2 separate regions of the Homo sapiens genome follow, and region 1 is linked to region 2. A link is an interaction called in ENCODE POLR2A ChIA-PET data of the cell type or tissue named here. Cell type or tissue: CD4-positive, alpha-beta T cell. All regions are shown on one strand. Links, peaks and the distances in the headings refer to the core of each region. The heading gives the core; the rest is flanking DNA.

Region 1 (6,959 bases), core at 1,146-5,145, 150 kb before region 2:
AAACTTCATATTCATTAGCAGTCATTCCCCATTCCCCACCCTGCAACCCCAGTCCTAGGTAAGCACTAACTACTTTATGTCTCTCTAGATTTACCTATTCTAGACATTTCATATAAATAGAATTATACAATATGTTGCTTCCTTTTTTTTTTTTTTTTTTTTTAAAGAAACAGAGTCTTACTCTGTTGCCCAGGCTGGAGTGCAGTGGCACCAACATAACTCACTGCAGCCTTGAACTCCTGGGCTCAAGTGATCCTACCGCCGCAGCCTTCTGAGTAGTTGGAATTACAGACACACACCACCACACCAGCTAATTAAAAAAAAAAAAATTTTTTTTTTTATAGAAACGGGGTCTTGTCATATTGCCCAGGCTGGTCTTGAACTCTTGGGCTCTAGACATTGTCCTTCCTCAGCCTCCCAAAGTGCTGGGATTACAGGCATGAACCACTACATCTGGCCCTGAACTGTGTGTGTGTGTGTTTTTTTTTTAATTTGAGACTGAGTCTCTCTCTGTTGCCTGGGCTGGAGTGCAGTGGCACGATCTTGACTCACTGCAACCTCCGCCTCCCAGGTTTAAGTGATCCTTCAGCCTCAGACCCCCTAGTAGCTGGGATTATAGGCACACACCACCATGCCTGGCTAATTTTTGTATTTTTAGTAGAGACGGGGTTTCACCTTGTTGGCCAGGCTGGTCTCGAACTCCTGACCTCAGGTGATCCGCCCGCCTCAGCCTCCCAAAGTGCTGAGATTACAGGCGTGAGCCACCGCACCTGGCCCATTTCATCACCTTTTTTACCTGTAATTTTTCTCTGGCTGAATATGCTTTTAAGAAATAAAAGTTCTCAATAAAAATCCTGTGGTATATTGTACCTTGTGATAAATAATACCCAAGATCCATGATGGGAAGGGAGATTTTTAAACATATCTTAAATACATGATACTGAAAGTATGAGGCAGACTAAATTATTCCATCAGTATTCAGAATACTTATCAACAGAGACTTTTTAGGAAAAAATACAAAATTATGAATACAAAACTAGGGATGAAAACAAATACCTATCTAGAATGAGAAAACCACAAGTTACATATTTTAAAAAGCTGAAAAATAGGCTGAGCATGGTGGCTCATGCTTGTAATCCCAGCACTTTGGGAGGCTGACGTAGGAGGATAGCTTGAGCCCAGGAGTTTCATACTAGCCAGGGCAACATATGATACCACACCTCTACAAAAAATTTAAAAATTAATGGGACGTGGTGGCATGTACCTGTGGTCCCAGCTACTCGGGAGGCTGAGGTGGGAGGGTCACTTGAGCTTGGGAAGCTAAGGTGGTTCTAGCCTTGGCAACAGAGTAAGACTCTGTCATTAAAAAAAAAAAAAAAAAAGGCTGAAAAATAGCACAAATATCACAAAATTTAGAAAAATAGCTTAACATTTTAATTAACTGATATGGTGTCATAGTTCATTTTTTTCTGTATTTTTGGCTTCATACTCCTCTAAAGAGTTTTATATTATGACTTTGTAATTTTTTTTTTTTTTTTGAGACAAAGTCTCGCTCTGTTGCCCAGGCTGGAGTGCAGTGGTGCGATCTCGGCTTACTGCAACCTCCGCCTCCCGGGTTCAAGCAGTTCTCCTGCCTCAGCCTCCCGAGTAGCTGGGATTACAGGCGCCCGCCACCACGTCTGGCTGATTTTTTTTTTTTGTATTGTTGGTAGAGACAGGGTTTCACTGTGTTAGCCAGGATGGTCTCGATCTCCTGACCTCATGATCCACTCGCCTCGGCCTCCCAAAGTGCTAGGATTACAGGCGTGAGCCACCGCGCCCGACCAATGACTTTGTAATATTTTCAATAGAGACAGCACAAAGATAATTCAGTCTTCCTTTTAGCTTGGTGGCCTTGGCAGGGGCCAGTACAAATGAGGGCCCTGAGCTTAAGCTTATTTTAACAGTAAATCTACTTCTGCATAGTAAGTAATCTTAAGAGATGAACCAAGAGGTTGTAATATGCCTAGTCTATATTTTAAGCATTTATTGCAATTGTTTGGTTATTATAAGTTGCTTCATGTGAATCATTTTCTTGGATTTAATGTTCAACTAGAAACTTGTAGTGTTTTGTTTTGTTTTTTGTTTTTTTTGAAATGGAGTCTTGCTCTGTTGCCCAGGCTGGAGTGCAGTGGCACTATCTCAGCTCACTGCAGCCTCCGCCTCCCGAATTCAAGTGATTCTTCTGCCTCAGCCTCCTGAGTAGCAGGGATTACAAGTGGGTGCCACCACACCTGGCTAATTTTTGTATTTTTAGTAGAGATGGAGTTTCGCCATGTTGGCCAGGCTGATCTCGAACTCTTGACCTCAGGTGATCCACTCTCCTTGGCCTCCCAAAGTGCTGGGATTACAGGCATGAGCATCATGCCTGGCCTCTATATTTTTATCTTTTCTTCCAGGAGCCAAAGCTGCTGCTTTTTCTCCTTTTTTTTTTTTATGCTTCTCTCCTACCTCCTTTAAAAAAAAAAAGCAGATATCTTTTTTTTCCCAAATAATTCATGTTATTGTTAATGTGGAGATGAAAAACAGGCCAAACTAGTTATATATTTTCAGTCTAAGATCTTTCTCCTCTGTTAAGTTTTAGACTAGATATTCTTGTTTTGTCAGGCTCTCAGTACATTTTCTCTTCCATGTCAACTCTAATTCTCTTCATCTCTTCTTTTGGTAGTGAAAATCAAGTAGAATATTAAAAGACCATATGCTCTGCAAATCACTTAGAAGCAAACTTGCTCTGTGATAGTATGGCCTTGATATTTGTCATTAATATTATTCGTTGTTTTATTTTTGGGGTAGCTTTCTGGAGGTCAAGGGTTTACAAGTAGAACAAAGAAATATGAGTAGTTAGTGACCGAAGAACTAAAGCTTTTTTCCAGGATTTTCTTGTTTTACAAAGACACGTATAGACATTTTGTTAGATTTTTAAATACCTCAGTTGACAATTTAAATGTTGAGAGCCCAATACTGTTAGTATTGTGAATATATTTGAGTTGAATATATTTGGTATATTTAGTTTGTATATTTAATTTTTTGAAAAAGTTTTGTCTTTATGTATTTTTTTCTTTAACATTTGAGCTTGAATCAATAAAGGGCAGCAACAGAAAAGCATTTTGGATCAAACATATTTGCCGTGTTCACTATATTTTGATGATAAATAGATGGCAACATTTGTCTTTGAGTCTGTCTTGTTCTGCTCAAAAAGCAGAAAAGATAGGAAGAGAGAAATAAGTAAGATTTACTGCACTTTGCTTAATATTCTTACAGCAATAACACACCTTAGCTGGTGGTATTTTCCTTTTATGAATCATAAAGTCAGACTGGGAGAGGTAACTTATCTAAGGTCATGAAGCTAGTAACTGAGGGTGCTAAGACTCAATGTTTAGCTGACTTCAAAACTGATGTGCAGCACTGTGATTGGATTTGGAACTCTCTTCTATTGTGGTTAGGGTAGTGGTAAACTTTCATCCTATTCAGATTTTCACAAGTCATAATTTATTGTCACCTAGGATGACCAGGATTCAATCTAGGCTATCACATTGCATTTAGTGGTTATGTCTTCCTTAGTCTCCTCCAATCTGTGATAGTATCTCCTTGCATTTCATAGCATTGATGCGTTCATAGAGTATCGGCCAGGTGTTTTACAAAATGCCAGTCGGGGTTTGTCTGATTTTTTTCCACGATTAGATAGTAGATTTTTGGGAAGAATACAGAGGTGATGTGTCCTCAGTATGTCATGTTGGGCAAAGCAAGACCTAGTCTAAAAAAACCACACACACGGTTTTAGATTTACAGATTTATTGTGAAGATAGTACAGAGTCCCTATATACCCCACACTGCAGTTTCCTCTATTATTAATATATTAGTATAGTATATTTTTAACATTAGTAAACTGATATTGATACATTATTGTTAACTAAAGTTCATATTTTATTCAGATTTCCTCAGGTTTTTTTCCTAATGTCTTTTTCCTGTTCCTGAATACCATCCAGGATACCACATTATGTCTAGTACTCATTTCTCCTTACAGTTTTCTTGGTTGTGATTGTTTCTCAGACTTGCTTTGTTTTTGATGATCTTGACAGTTTTGAGGGTTGTTGGTCAGATATTTGTAAGATTGCCTCAGTTGGGATTTGTGTGATGTTTTTGTCATTATTAGACTTGATAATGTGTTTTTGGGAGGAAGACCCAGAGAGGTAAAGTATCATTCTCATTACTTCCTATCAAGGGTACATCCTATCAATATGACTTATCACTACTGATGTTGACCTTGGTCTTAAGGTAGTTTATCAGGTTTCTCTGCTGTAAAGATACTTTCCCCCCTTTTCCATACTGTACTCTTTAGATGAAAGTCACTATGCATAGCCCACACCTAAGGAGTGGAGAGTTGTACTCTACCTCCTTGAGGGCAAAATATCTACACAAATTATTTGTAATTCTGCATCAGAGACTTTATTTTTCCTCATCTGTTCAATCATTTATATCAGTGTGGAGTCATACTGATATGGATATTTATTTTACACTTTGGGTTTTAATCCAGTATTACTTCATTTATTTTGTTGCTCAAATTGTTCCAGCTTTGGCCATCAGGTGCTCTTTTGGTTGGCCTCTGGTTCTTTTGACATTGTGTGTGTGTGTGTGTGTGTGTGTGTGTGTGTGTGTGTATTTTAATACTTTCCTACTTTGTGGTACTACAAAATGCTCCAGGCTCATCTTGCATATTTCCTGCCCGGCTCCTAGAATCAGTCATTTCTCCAAGGAGTCCCCATTCCTTTTATTGGATAATGGCATTAGAAACCAAGATCTGGCCAGGCACGGTGACTCAAACGCCTGTACTCCCAGCACTTTGGAAGGCTGAGGCAGAAGGATTGCTTGAGTCATGGACAACATAGTGAGGCCTTGTCCCTACAAAAAATGAACAGAACTAGCCAGGGGTGGTGGCGCATCCTTGTGGTCCCAGCTACTCAGGAGGCTGAGGGAGGATCGCTGGAGCTTGAGAGGTTGAGGCAGCTGTGAGCCATGTTCATGCCACTGTACTCTATCCTGGTTGACAAAGTGAGACCCTGTATCAAAAAAAGAAAAAGCATAAATAAATAAATCAAGATCTGGCCAGGTGAAGTGGCTTGCACCTGTAATCCAAGCACTTTGGGAGGATGAGGCAGGCTGATCACCTGAGCTCAGGAATTCGAGACCAGCATGACCAACATGGCGAAACGCTGTTTCTACACAAAAATACAAAAAAAGTTAGCCCGGTGCTGTGGTGCGCATGCCTGTAGCCAGCTACTCGGGAGTCTGAGGCACAAGAATTGCTTGAGCCTGAGAGGCAGAGGTTGCAGAGAGCCAAGATCACGCCATTTGCACTCCAGCCTGGGAGACAGAGCAACATCCTGTCTCAAAACACACACACACACACACACACACACACACCCCCCCCCCCCCAAGATCTACGCACTAACTGCTTATAACTGCTTAGTTGATCTTCTTCCCTCTAGTCTTTTTCCTTTTGCCATATTCATTCCAGTTTATCTTGCCATACTCATCTTCTTCAAATAGAGCTTCCATCGAGTAGGTAATCTCTCTCCTTAAGAGTTACTGTAGGCCAGGCATGGTGGCTCACTTCTGTAATCTCAGCACTTTGAGAGGCTGAGGCAGGCAGACCATGCGGTCATGAGATCGAGACCATCCTGGCCAACATGGAGAAACCCCGTCTCTACTAAAAATACAAAAATTAGCTGGGCGTGGTGGCACATGCCTGTAATCCCAGCTACTCGGGAGGCTGAGGCAGGAGAATCGCTTGAACCAGGGAATCAGAGGTTGGAGTCAGCCGAGACTGTGCCATTGCACTCCAGCCTGGTGACAGAGCGAGACTCTGTTTCAAAAAAAAAAAAAAAAAGTTACTGTAGTTTATTATTGCTTATCTGATCAAATATCCTTAGCCTAGCTTCCTTTGCCTCACCTAGTATACTTCTCATTATTAAAAGTTTGTCTCTCATATCCTTCTTACGCTGTTCTAACCTTGGCATGATTTATTTGCCCTTTCTTCTCTGGCCTTCCAAGTCTAATTCCCACTTTCTTCATTCTTATCTTAGGGTGCTCTAGCTTTTTGCATTTATTAGACTTGTATGTTTTTTGTACTTGGTAATTAATAGTCAAAATTAGAAGCACAATCTAAAACTTCAGAAGGGACTTCAGAAGTCATTTGGCCTATTTCTTCAGTTAGAGATAAGAAAACTGTGGCCCCAAGATGTGGAGTGACTTGACTAAGTGATGGCAAAGACGGAGCTGGATCTTTGGCTTTCTCTCACTTTGTACAGTGTTTTCACATATGCAGCTGCTTCATGCCCTATCCCCTAACTTGTATCCTAAAAAAAATTGAGATATAATTTACATATAAAATTTACCATTTTCAAATGTACAATTCAGTGGTCTTTTAGTATATTCATCATTACCACTATTTCAGTCCAGAACATTTTCATTACTCCAAGAAACCCCTTACATGTTAGCAGTTACATTTCCCCATCCCCCCAGACTCTGGCAATCACCATTCTTTCTGTTTGTATGGATTTGCTTATTCTGAACATTTCACATAAATGGAATCACATAATATGTGGTCTTTTATGTCTGGCTTCATTCACTTAGCATGTTTCCAAGGTTCATCCATGTGGTAGCATGTATCAGTACTTCATTCCTTTGTATGGCTGAATAATATTCCACTGTAGTATCACACAAAAATATTCTATTGTATATCACATTTTGTTTATCCCTTCATCAGTTGCTGGATATTGTGTTGTTTGTGCTTTTTGGCTATTATAAATAATGCTGGCTATGAACATTCATAAACAAGTTTTTATTTGAATATGTGTTTTTGGTTTTTGTGGATATGTAACTAGGAGTAGAATTGCTGGATCATATGTAATTCTATGTTT
Region 2 (6,959 bases), core at 1,495-5,494:
TTGCAGAGAGCAATTTGACACTTTTTCTTGTGTTTTACGTGATATAGAAACATCAACTATATCAAACTCTTATGGGTTTTGATATATTTGGAGTATCAGGAGTAGGCAAACTTTTTCTGTAAAGTGCCAAATAATAAATATTTTAGGCTTTGCAGGCTATATGGTCTGTCACAACCACTCAGCTTTGCCATTGTAGAGTGAAAGTAGTATAGATAACACATAAAATGAATGTGATTATGCTCCAATCAAACTTTATTTATGGACACTGAAATTTAAATTTTGTATAATTTTACATATTACTAAATATTATTCTATTAGTTTCCTAACCATTTTAAAATGTAAATACCATTCTTAGCTCATAGCAATAGAAAAATAAGGAGAGGGTGGCTGGGTGCAGTGGTTCACGCCTGTAATCCCAGCACTTTGGGAGGCCAAGATGGGCAGATCATTTAAGGTCAGGAGTTTGAGACCAGTTTAGCCAACATGGTGAAACCCTGTCTCTACTAAAATACAAAAATTAGCCAGGTATGGTGGCGCACGCCTATAATCTCAGCTATTCGGGAGACTGAGAACCGCCTGAACCTGGGAGGCAGACATTGCAGTGAGCCAAAATTGCACCACTGCACTCCAGCCTGGGTGAAAGAGCAAGATTCCGTCTCAAAAAAAAGAAAAAGAGGGGGTGAGATTTGGCCTGCTGCTTATAGTTTGAGGACCCCTGGTACAGACCAGAAAAGTGGTTTATTATGTTTGCTGCCTTTGTACTGTTTTGGAGAATTGTAGTTGGGATCTTAGCATCTTCACTCAATGTCAAAGTATTTTTTGTCTTTATTTATGATTAGAAATGGAAAACAAAAGATGAGACATTCATTTCTATTAAGCAGTCAGGGTACACCTGAACTGTAATCAAAAATACATACTGCTGGGCGTGATGGTTCATGCCTGTAATCCCAGCGCTTTGGGAGGCTGAGGCAGGAGGATCACTTGAGGCCAGAAGGATCACTTGGGTCCAGGAGCTCAAGACCCATCTCTACCAAAAAAAAATTAGCTGGGCATGATGGCATGCCTGTAGTCCCAGCTACACGGGAGCCTGAGGTAAGAGGATCATTTGAACCCAGGAGTTTGAGGTTGCACTGAGCTATAATCATGCCACTGTACTCCATCCTAAGCAAGAGCAAGACCCCGTCTCTACAAAAAATAAATAATAAAATATGTACTGTAACCACCACAGCACCCCGTTTCTGCCAGTTTTCCAAATTGCATTGTGTTAACTGTGGTCTTATATTCAGTGATGATCCTAGATATCCCCTTCATTTGGTTTGTTTTAAGGATCTGCCTCCATTTCCCCCTAAAGAATAAAGAAACCACAATTCCCAAATTCACCTTTTCTTTAGCCAAGTTTTAGAGATATATAATGAACATGGTAAAGAAAGTAAAATGATTTTTTTTTTTTTTGGACACAAAATTTCGCTCTTGTTGCCCAGGCTGGAGTGCAATGGTGCGATCTCGGCTCACGGCAACCTCCGCCTCCCGGGTTAAAGTGATTCTCCTGCCTCAGCCTCCAGAGTAGCTGGTATTACAGGCGCCTGCCACCACGCTCAGCTAATTTTTTGTATTTTTAGTAGAGATGGGGTTTTATTGTGTTGGCCAGGCTGGTCTTGAACTCCTGATCTCAGGTGATCTGCCCGCCTCAGTCTCCCAAAGTGCTGGGATTACAGGCATGAGCCCCCTCGCCCCGCCAGAAAAATGATTTTTACTTTGAGCTTTTGGTATACTTTAGTGTTTTAAGCGCTGGTATAAATTTAAGATTGGGTATCTACAGAAAACGTCTTAGAAGTGTCCCTCTTTCTAATTATTACCTTTTTTTTTTTTTCTTTTTTTGAGGTGGAGTCTTCCTGTCACCCAGGCTGGAGTGCAGTGACACGATCTCGGCAACCTCCACTTCCCAGGTTTAAGTGATTCTCCTGCCTCAGCTTCCCAAGTAGCTGGGATTGCAGGCACGTACCACCATGCCTGGCTAATTTTTGTATTTTTGGTGGAGATGGAGTTTCACCATGTTGGCCAGGCTGGTCTCAAACTTCTGACCTTAGTTGATCCACCTTCCTCAGCCTCTCACCGCACCCAGCGAGAAATCTGTTTTGAAAGTAATAATTAGTGGCTGGGTGCAGTGGCTCACACCTGTAATCCCAACACTTTGGGAGGCTGAGGTGGGAGGATCACCTGAGGTCAGGAGTTCAAGACCAGCCTGTTCAACATGGGAAAAACTCCATCTCTACTAAAAATACAAAAAATTAGCCAGGCATGATTGCGCGGGCCTGTAGTTCCAGCTACTCGGGAGGCTGAGGCAGGAGAATTGCTCCGCCTGGGTGGCGGAGGTTGCAGTGAGCTGAGATTGTGCCATTGCACTCCAGCCTGGGCGACAAGAGCAAAACTCTTATCTCAAAAAAAAGAAAAAAATATATATTTCTCTGAGGAGAATTCCCCAATTCACAGCTTTTTTGGGCAGTATTTACCAATAAGTCAGAATAAGATAAAGCAACATTATTTATTTATTTATTTATTTATTTATTTATTTATTTTGAGACGGACCTTCGTTCTGTAGCCCAGGCCAAAGTGCAGTGGCGCAATCTTGGCTCATTACAACCTCTCCCTCCCGGGTTCAAGCGATTCTCCTGCCTCAGTCTCCCGAGTAGCTGGGATTACAGACGCGAACCACCGCACCCGGCTAATTTTTGCATTTTTAGTATTTTGGCCAAGCTGGTCTTGAACTCTGGACCTCAAATGATCCGCCCACCTTGGCCTCCCAAAGTGCTGGAATTACAGGCGTGAGTCACTGTGCCTGGCCCCTTTTTTTCTTTTTTTTTTTTTTTGAGACAGGGTCTCACTCTGTCTCCCAGGCTGGAGTGCAGTGATGCAATCACATCTCACTGAAGTCTCGACCTTCTGGCCTCAAATAGTCCTCCCACCTCAGCCTCCCAAGTTGCTGGGACCACAGGTGTGTGTCACACCTTGCTAAAAGACAGGGTTTTACCATGTTGCCCAGGCAGGTCTCAAACTCCTGAGCTCAGGCCATCCACCCTCCCCAGCCTCCCAAAGTGCTGGGATTACAGGTGTGAGCCACTGAGCCTGGTTTTGCGGAAGTACTTTCTAATAAATCCCTATGCACATGTTTCTTTCATTTCCCTTGGCCAGGCTCCTTTTGCTCTAATACTTAGCTGAGTAAATTAATTATTCATTAACAATTCAGCATGATATTTAAGCCTAAGAAATCTTTAGTCCCTTTGGGACATTTTCTTTGATATTTTTCTCACATTATTTGCTCTGTTAATGTGTAAACTTATGAATAAATCTTATTTATTGCAAATGTGATTCTGGTTGCTACTAATCATTAAGGAAGTAGGAGTTAATAATGCTGTTCATAGACCTACTACCAAAAAAATCCAAATGAACCTCTGTTTTCAGCCGATCAGCAAGAGATTGCTGTCAGCTAGTCTTTCTCTTGTTTTTCCTTATATTCACTCTTCTCTGTGGCCCAATAATTAGTTGTCTTTTGCTTAGTCGTAAGACAGAGACAACCTACTGGTGTGCATTCAGTTCTCAGAATGTTATTTTAAATCAGCTTTGAACTAATTTGACTATGCCAAGTTTTAAAAATAATTTTTTTCTAACCAATTTAATTAGTCACTACAACAGATGTAGTTGTCACATCTGTTAGAAACATTTTAGTATGATGAATTTGTCTTTTATGGGCTTTTTAAAAGCACTGTACAAATTTGTAGTTAATAACTCTTCAGTATTGCCACTCTAATCTTACTGAAAAGTGAAGAATGGTGTGGGTGTGGGTATGTGGGTGTGAGGAGAGCTTGTTCCTGTAATGTGAAATCGACAGAAGGTATATCACTTTATCTCTTACTTCACCTTGGGTAAACCTTCTCTTAACTCTCACAGCTCTAGATTTTATTATATTATTCAGGTGATTATTTCAAACTAATGCTTCGGCTGGGCACTGTGGCTCACGCCTGTAATCCCAGTACTTTGGGAGGCCGAACTGGGTGGATCGCCTGAGGTCGGGAGTTTGAGACCAGTCTGACCAACATCGAGAAACCCTGTCTCTACTAAAAATACAAAATTAGCCAGGTGTGGTGGCACATGCCGGTAATCCCAGCTACTCGGGAGGCTCAGGCAGGAGAATTGCTTGAACCTGGAAGGCGGAGGTTGCAGTAAGCTGAGATCACACCATTGCACTCCAGCCTGGGCAACAAGAGCGAAACTCTGTCTCAAAAAAAAAAAAAAAAACCTAACACTTCACATTTTAGAGTGGTCTATTTACTAGCTCAAAGTATGTACCTTGTGATCTAAGTAAAATAACTTTGTAGTATTTCTCCAAAGCCATGTTTCTTTTATGAGTTTGTTGAAAATGCTAACACAGAAAGCCATTTTCACTATTATACGATTTCTCAAGAAGATAAAACATAGCTAGTTAATATTCAATAATAATTTTCTATAATAATAGCTGTCTGTTGCATTGGTTCTGTAGAATCAAGGTAACTATTTCTTGGGTTTTTTGTTTGTTTTGTTTCGTTTTTGAGACGGAGTCTCACTCTGTCACCCCGGCTGGAGTGCAGTGGTGTGATCTCGGCTCACTGCAACCTCCGCCTCCCGAGTTCAAGCTGTTCTTGTGCCTCAGCCTCCTGAGTAGCTGGGATTACAGACACCCGCCACCACGCCTGGCTAATTTTGTATTTTTAGTAGAGATGGGGTTTCACCAGGTTGGTCAGGCTGGTCTCGAACTCCTGACCTGAAGTGATCTGCCCACCTCAGCCTCCCAAAGTGCTGGGATTACAGGCGTGAGCCACTGGGCCTAACCTCAAGGTAACTGTTTTCTAGATATCAAATTTTCTTAAATGCTTATTATGACTTTAATCAATTTTTAGAACTGAGACTTCTGTGAAATCCAGCCAAACAAATTCAATTTTGTTCCATTCTAACTTCAGAGTTTTTGTACTGGTCATAGCTCCTTTTTCTCCACCTTCATCCCTCCACCCCTACCCTTCATAGTGTAATGAAATAAAACTGACCACCAAACGCTTCTGGTCTGTTAGACATGCTTAGTATAACCTTTAATATTTGCCCAAGCACTTTGACCTCTGTAGATCTATTCAGATTTGAGAACACTCATTTGATCTGTGGAGTCCTTGCTGGTGAGTGCAGTGTAAAGGCAAAATTTTCTATTACCTAATAGTTAAAATTTTGCATCCGGCATGGATTTTGAAGCTGTTTGCTTTTACGTTCACCTATTCTGGGGATAATCTAATAACAGCACTATTTAGGAAATTATAAAAACAATGTTTGACAGATAATTATCATTGGCTAATTTCATTTGCTGTCCTTTGTGAGAGGCTGCATTGTGGAATTATTTTCCTATCATAAGCAATTTTATCAACTCTAGTAAAGGCCCACATCTTCCGGAATAAGCCCCTTTATCCAGATTTTATACAAATGTAATCTTTATATACCAGAGAATAGCAATAGACTGTGAAAATGACTCTGAGTTTCATGGAGAAGCTAGTGAGCACTATAAGGATATATTTCTAGCTAGAAACTAATAGCATACAACCTTGAAAAAAAAAAGGCGAGAGAGGGTACATCCAAGAGAGAAAAATTAGAATGAAGAGAAATGTATTGCATGATAAAGAATGTCACACTAGAAAGGAAAGACAGAATTTTAACATCACCTTTTGCTAGCCCATGGTTACTCTGTTGTTAGTTTATCCCCATCTTGAGTGCTTGTGATTCTAATGTCCTTTTTCAAACTTCTAAGTGGCCTGAGTTGTCCACTGAAACTGTACAAAACTATTATTTACAAGCTTTTGGGGGTGGGAACCAGAGGATGTTTCTCCTTTCGGTAATTTTTGTTCTTCTGTCTTCATTTGTTTCCTTTTTTGGCTGAAGAATGGGCTCCTACTGCTTGACTTGTCATCTTTATGTGCTGTTTACACATGGCTTTTGCAAAAGAAGCCATTACCACATCTGATTTATCTTTTATTGCAAGTGCCCATTTAAAAGCATTTGTTTTAACTTAAAAAAAATTGTTTTAATCATCAGGCTAATGTGCCTACTGATTATTATACAACCTAGGGAAATGCTGATATAATTTTTCAAAATAGGAAATTACAAATATTAATATTAATGTATAAAGACATATGTTTTGCTCTTAAGAGGTTTTCCCCTAGGCACTTAAAGCCATTCTTTGCTGAGACTTAATCTTGTCATGTTTTGTTAAAGAGAAGAATATAGAAGCAAAGCACTCGCAATTAACTGATCTTATCAGGATTAAATTCTACATTTTTTAGTTTGCATGTTGTAGACCATCTGGGGGTATTACTTAAATACATTGTTGATAATTTAAGTGACTATGATATTTATTGTTTACTTTAGTTAAGAACCAGGAGCTGGACTCTTCTGCTGGGTATCTTCTTCTGTGCTTAGCAAGATAACCTCGATTCCTGCTGGTTCTGTGGTCATTTGCACTGCAAAGCATTTCTTACTGGGTTTGCAAAGCAAGGGTAATGTGCTCTGTGGGTGTATGTGTGTCTGTGCACCCTCATCCCCTATTCCCACTGCCATCTCTGTTCACTTCCTTTTACTTATCAAAACTTCTTTTTCTCAATCTATGTCAATCTTATTAAAAAGTTTAATGAATCACTTTTCCCAGACGTATAGAAACACTAATAAAAGTTTTATGTGTTAAATTTTCCTCACATATTTGCATTTCAGCAAGCCACAAAGTCATTGCACAGATGATGGTGACTGATTACAGCATTGGTTATATCATTAAGCAGTACTTACAAGGCCAGCCTTAAATCTCATTTTACTTGACAGAATGCAAAATAAAATGAAGATAATGTGGAAAACAATGGTATAGCTTAACGGATGTAGTGGATTGGGGATTACAATTGTGT

What was found. Peaks named below come from ENCODE experiments on the same cell type or tissue, not always from the same donor. Only the 100,000 strongest peaks of a DNase experiment are listed, where the experiment ranks them.
Region 1: POLR2A ChIA-PET joins it to region 2 with 6 read pairs; 3 of 35 experiments call an interaction of 5 or more read pairs at or near these places.

What each region holds. Positions count from the first base shown.
Region 1 is chr1:28,930,009-28,936,967 of GRCh38, forward strand. The region is part of intron 1 of EPB41 (erythrocyte membrane protein band 4.1); the gene reads left to right. All of the region lies in intron 1 of LOC124903886 (a long non-coding RNA gene), which reads right to left. Among named protein-coding and RNA genes, the nearest start is that of EPB41, 19 kb to the left of the region's middle. In CD4-positive, alpha-beta T cell, for the core only: no CTCF peak of the experiment used is centred there; a DNase peak (open chromatin) is centred at 3,453; H3K27ac peaks cover 751 bases.
Region 2 is chr1:29,077,560-29,084,518 of GRCh38, forward strand. The region is part of intron 16 of EPB41 (erythrocyte membrane protein band 4.1); the gene reads left to right. Among named protein-coding and RNA genes, the nearest start is that of TMEM200B, 43 kb to the right of the region's middle. In CD4-positive, alpha-beta T cell, for the core only: no CTCF peak of the experiment used is centred there; no DNase peak of the experiment used is centred there.